2 separate regions of the Homo sapiens genome follow, and region 1 is linked to region 2. Evidence: read pairs that join two places in POLR2A ChIA-PET (ENCODE). Cell type or tissue: CD4-positive, alpha-beta T cell. All regions are shown on one strand. Links, peaks and the distances in the headings refer to the core of each region. The heading gives the core; the rest is flanking DNA.

Region 1 (2,918 bases), core at 326-2,825, 52 kb before region 2:
TTGAAATTGTATTTTTTAAATATAACATTTACATTATTTGTAGCTTCTGGCTGTTTGTTTGCATCACAAAATCTTAAGTTTTAATAAGGTGACTGCACTAGAATGTATGATCCAGTGTCTCAGAATATCTTAAGTTCCATAAAAGCAGGGATCTTTGCTTTTGTTTACCAATGTTTCCCAAACATCTAGTATAATGCCTGGCTCATGGCAGGTGCTCTATATAAATCTGATGAATTAATTAATGAATGAATCATAACTAACCAAAGGAAGCCAGTCACATAAATGGTCCTTACTTTGTTAATGTCCCAATTCAAAAGGTAAGCAGAAGAGTTTTCAAAACACTTTCTAGCTTTTTCCTGTCCTTTCCCTGGGTTAGTCAGTGACAGGACTGCTCTGTTCAGAAAGACTTGCCTTCATATTCCACTTTAGCTTTCAGGCAATAAATAGATTTCACTCATTTCATGCCATCTCAGAAAACCCTCTTTCCTTTAAAATGAGACATTTGTCCCCAGTAGCACACATAAGCTCTATGCTTATAAAACACTTTTCAAACTTAGAAACACCACACGAGAAATACTCAAACACAAACAAATATCCCTTAAGTTAGGATCTACTCAGTGACTTCTTATAATGGTTAATTATGTAGAATACAAACTTACACTAGTTAGCCAGGGCATATTTACTTTACTCCTTGGAGAGAGACCACTCTCAGTGTTCACTATAAATAAGCTTTATATTTCCTAGATGTAAATACGAAGATATGGAGATGAGAATAATCATTCTGGTTATGATGCCAACATTCATTATCAGGGAATAACACTATTCCATGATAATAGCTAAATACAACTTGACAGACTATGCCTAACTTGGTAATTATGCCTCTTACCCTTTTTTCCCCAATACACAGTGTATTTTACTTTGAGAAGACCTGGCCTTCTAGCTTTTGACATCTTTGGAAAAAAATGGCAGCTTTTTTGTGGGTGCAATAACTTCTCAGTAATAACTCATCTAATCGTGGGGGTGTAGATTTTAGATGACTGCTTTGGAGACAAGACAAAGTCCCATTTCTCATGTATTTTAAAATTAAAAACTGCTAATTTGGGGGTATTAGCAATACCCAGATTCATTTTAAAATAAGTGCTGAATCATCTGTATATTTGGGGACAGCTGTGGTCGCAAAGAACCAAAATACTTTTGTTTGTTTGCTTTTTATGGCACCTATTACAGCTGTTGCCAATAATATTACTCCTCTGACCTCTTCCATTGACATGTCTTAATCTGCCATAGCAATTCTGAATATGTGTAGGGCAGGTAAGGACAACATTTAGGAAAATAGTGTTATTGATCTTATTTTAAAATAAGGATTGAGGTACATGAGAAAAGCATCAAACCAATTCATAACGTCAGTAATTTTAAGAATCTTTATATTAAATACTATTAATGAGAGATTAATAGAATTTTAGAATTTTAATACTTCTTAAAAGTAAAGTCTCTTGGCTAGTGCAGTAAAATGAAACCATGCCGAATTCCCAAAGGGCAAAAAGAACTGACAGCTAAACCTCAGCAATTAGAAACAATATTGTTTTAATGTTGTCTTCTTTGTTTTTTAGTCATTTCAATTGTAAAATCAACTGAAACTTAGGTTCTCGCCATCTATATAAAAACTGAGAGAGGAGGCCTCAGATTGTATGCAGTGCCACGGAAAGCACTGTGTGCATATTATATTTAATGCAATACAGATACTTTAGCTTTAATTTTAAAACAAAACTCAAGAAATCTTTATCTCCACCAAAGAAGAATACAGCATTTGCATGATAATATAGTTGTGGTAGCAGTAGTGGAAAAACAAGATACAGCCACATAGACAGCAGTATGTAAAAGGGAAGAACCTTGTCAAACCCATCTCTTAATCTACTTTTTGTGTCAGTGATAAGGAAGGAAAAAGGTAAAAATACAGTATACTTCACGAAACATCATCCACTCAAAAAAGTGTCTGGAAAAAGTACAGGAGAGAGAATGGAACCATTCGCAAATGTGAAAAACACATATATCAGCGAAACATATGCAGTTCTCAATGCAGTTACATAGGAAATGAGTTTTGAAATGATCTGATTCTCATATTATCTCTGGTGTATTATTCAAGTTGTCAGTTACTGCTTTTTCTACTCCTTTCCCAATTTTGTGGCTAATAGACTAAATACCACCCTAATAACAAAAAGGACAAAGTAGCCCATTTAAGAAACATGAATTAAATTTCTGAGTTTATCTACATCTATGGTTAATTTCAACTTTTGAATGAGTGGTTGTGAATAGCCTAACTCCCTTGGGAGAACTGTAAAAATAATTGTATGTGACCAAGATGAAAGCAGAATGTATTCAGCTTTGGATATCAAACACAACTTGTGAATTTGGAAATGTACATCCTTCTATTGATATTAGCTAGTGTCATTAAGCCATAACAAACAGTAAAGCTAATATTCTCTTCTCAAGAAACAGAATTTGTCTTTGTCTTTAAATAGCCAATGTGAAAGATGTAATAAAATACACATTTTCCCCCTACCAGATCCATGATGGCTACCTTTGAAAGAGGACTGATATAATTGTATATAAACTTGGCTTTGAACTATTTCACAGGTAAACCAATGGAAAACTGCCAGTTACACTTAAAGCAAAGAAAACATGTAAGAATTCTCCCACAGAAATTTACCGTTCCTACGTCAAGCAGTTCCCTAAATAACCACTGATTTATCCAACAACCTATAACAGTTGGGCACTGACTTTATGCATAACATTTGCTAGATGTTGCTTAACTTCTCCTTTCCCAAAGGACCCTCATTCTCGTCCTGATACTTTGGGTGTATCTGGATGTTTTTCACTTGTGAAACCCACTCTTCAGAGAATGCCTTTCAATTTTACCT
Region 2 (2,918 bases), core at 131-2,630:
CTGATAGTAGGAATTTCTAAAAATTCCAGTCAATGCCTCTTCACCTCTCCTCCTTTCTGTAAGGCTTGCTATTATACTGTGAATGTCACTTCATCAGTGTAAACTGTATTTGTTCATCTGTAATATAATAGAATTGAAATAAAAGATTTCTATCATTTCTTGTAGTTCTCTGGATTTGGGTTTTGTACAGTCACTTACCTGTCTTGGTGTGTGTATTTTCTTTCCAGTTAATAAGTACAAGAGGCCTCCTACATAGCAGCTGGTTAAAATGCAGGGATGCATATCACGGTTTGAACAAAACTGCAATATGTACATGACATATTTCATCCCAATATGGAGGAAAGCTATGAATACTTTTAGGAAAATGGCCATATGCAAGCAAGCTGTGTTCTTTACATGAAGGAAAAATAACACATCGACCAGAATTATATTGACGATTATAATGTAGGGAACACAATCTTTTTTTGGAAGTTTTTATAATATTCTTGAACTTACAGAAATCTGCTATAAGGAAGTGATCAGATATAGATGAAAGATTTATGCAGAATGATGTTCATAGCAGCTTCATTAGTAACAGTGAAAAATCAGAAACTGAATTTTCCAACTGTCAGTTAAAGCACAATTCATATAGTAGAATATCAAAGTTAGGCTCTCAAAGACTATTTAATTTCACATTGGAAAATATCCACGTATAAAATTAAATGAAAATGAAGGAAAGAAAACATAGACAGTATTATCCTATTATTGTAATAATATATAGAAATGTAAATAAATGGAAACAGAGAGGGAGAAGGAAAAATACTCTAAAATGTTAATGTGTCTGGGTAGTAAGATATGTCTATGTAATTTATTTTCAGTGTTTACCATGAGCACTATCACATTCGCGGTCAAAAACCGCTCAGGAACGCTTTGGAGCCCTAGCTTTCCGAGCGCAGGTAGAGCAGCCCGGGCCCGCCCACGCCCCTGGCTTTGCGCGGTGCAGTTTGAACCGCTTCGGAAACAGCTGGCCCGGCGCGCGCGGCGGGAGGGACGCGAGTGCTCGGAAGAGCCGCCCCACGTGCTTTCGGGGAAACTGCCCGGGAGCGAGAAGGACTGGGATTGAGAGGAAACCGAAAAGCGAAAGTTAGAGCCTGCGGGAGCAGTACGCAGGCGCAGCACGCAGGCGCAGCGGGGCTTTCCCGCAGCCCGCTTCCTCCCAACGGTTTCTCCCTGGCGGCGGGCGCACTGCTCGCACGCTCGCCCTGGGGCTGCAGATCGGCTTGCGGGACGGGGTCCCAGAGAGGCCGGTCCACGCGGCCCGCACGCGCGAGTGTTAGCTCTGCACACGACGGAAGGCGGAGGCGCGGGTGGCTGCCGTTTCACCTTAGAGGGAGGGAGGGAAACGTGTCCTGATTTCTGCACCTAAGGTGCTGGAAACCTTACCCTTGCACTTCCACCGTTTCTTTCCTTGTCCTGAAAAGGTCTCTTTTACCCGCTTCACTTCGCTATCTACACAGTTTGCACTTGCACTGACTCAGATCTTGTCCTGTCTGGTAAGCTGTGACCCTCAGCCAGCCTGGGTAGCTGCCCTTGAACCAGAGGTTGGGGTCTGGCAGTTTCTATAGGCGTCCTCAGGCTCGGTCTGCAAGGGGCTTGCCTCTTTCTTCTGGGGTCTTCTCGCCCCCATGCCTTCTCAGTTGTGGTGATTATACCAGAAGGAACGTGGGAGAAGTATAATGGAGAATGCTTAGTCACTGGACAATGATTTCGAAAGTTCGGCTGGCTGAGGAAACAAGAGTTTTGTGTAATGTCTGTGACTTACTCAATGGTTCTAGGAGGCACGAGACTGAGTTTCTTTGGGCTCTGCTCGCCTACTCTTAAGGGGCTCTACCTTCTTAGGGTGAACTCGGCACCCACCTAGAACCTCCAGTGTGTGAAAGGGCCTACCTACCTCATTGGGCCCCAACCTCCAGCCTCTTGTGAGAGTGACGACCAGCCCCAAAATGGCTGCACACAAACAAGACCCTAAGGTACAGAGTCCTACTATGCAAATAGACGTTTATTTTCCCCTGTTAGAACAACACAGGACCAGCTATGTAATTTGCAGGGAGGGCCCGTTGCAAAATGAAAATGTGGGGTCCCTTACTCAAAATTAATGAAGAATTTCAAGAAGGCAACAGGAGAGCATGAAGCCAAGCGTGGAGCCCTTCTGAGTGCCTGCCCTGTGGAAGCCAGACCTAGGTGGGGAATTTGGGGGCATTTCTTGTATAGCAACCTTGTTCGATGTTCACTTAAATGAAGAAACAAATTTTATAACACCACTCACCTGTTTAAAAGCCTCTGCTGGCTTCAATTTGCAATAAGAATCCAGGGCCCGCCAATTTGGGCTCACCTACCCCTCTTACTCATCTTATCTCACCCCATACTTCACTAGGCTCCCCTCAATCCCCTTAGCCTCTTTCTGTTCCTCAGATACCCCAAGTTTTTACCTGCCTGAGCCCTATGCATACATACACTGGTCTTTTGGGATGCTGTTTTCCTGACTGTGTTCATGGACTGCCTCCTTCCCATTCTCTAGGTCTCAGTTCAGTCATCATCTCCTCAAAGACACCCTCATTGATTGCTTCTTCCAGTGACTGTATCACACTTGCAATCCTCATAACACTTGTTAAACCTATCCCTGTTTATTATTTGTCTGTTTTCATCTCTCCTCGCCAGCGTGTAAGTTCACAACAGGAGGGAGTTTGTTCTGTGTTAACAGCCTTTTCCATCCAGTATTCCATGAGACAATTCAGTCTAATCCCCCAGGGTATCTATGTGTGTAATGAATTCCCTGCTCTCCTGTATATCTAGAATGTCACTGTATGCCATCCCTGGGAGAACTGAGAAAATCGTCAAGCAAATCACTTTCTGTGTCTTGTGGTTCAGAAACCCTGGTT

What was found. Peaks named below come from ENCODE experiments on the same cell type or tissue, not always from the same donor. Only the 100,000 strongest peaks of a DNase experiment are listed, where the experiment ranks them.
Region 1: POLR2A ChIA-PET joins it to region 2 with 14 read pairs; 6 of 35 experiments call an interaction of 5 or more read pairs at or near these places.

Annotation. Positions count from the first base shown.
Region 1 is chr2:190,967,582-190,970,499 of GRCh38, forward strand. It overlaps STAT1 (signal transducer and activator of transcription 1), which reads right to left. Exons shown (of 25, transcript NM_007315.4): 25 at 1,568-2,918. Among named protein-coding and RNA genes, the nearest start is that of STAT1, 45 kb to the right of the region's middle. In CD4-positive, alpha-beta T cell, for the core only: no CTCF peak of the experiment used is centred there; no DNase peak of the experiment used is centred there.
Region 2 is chr2:191,019,336-191,022,253 of GRCh38, forward strand. STAT4-AS1 (STAT4 antisense RNA 1) reads left to right here and starts at 2,191. Exons shown (of 3, transcript NR_136318.1): 1 at 2,191-2,220. LOC124900514 (a long non-coding RNA gene) reads left to right here and starts at 1,208. Exons shown (of 2, transcript XR_007087796.1): 1 at 1,208-2,009. RefSeq lists enhancers at 871-1,320, 1,464-2,081. In CD4-positive, alpha-beta T cell, for the core only: no CTCF peak of the experiment used is centred there; DNase peaks (open chromatin) are centred at 1,076 and 1,776; H3K4me3 peaks cover 1,651 bases; H3K27ac peaks cover 2,142 bases.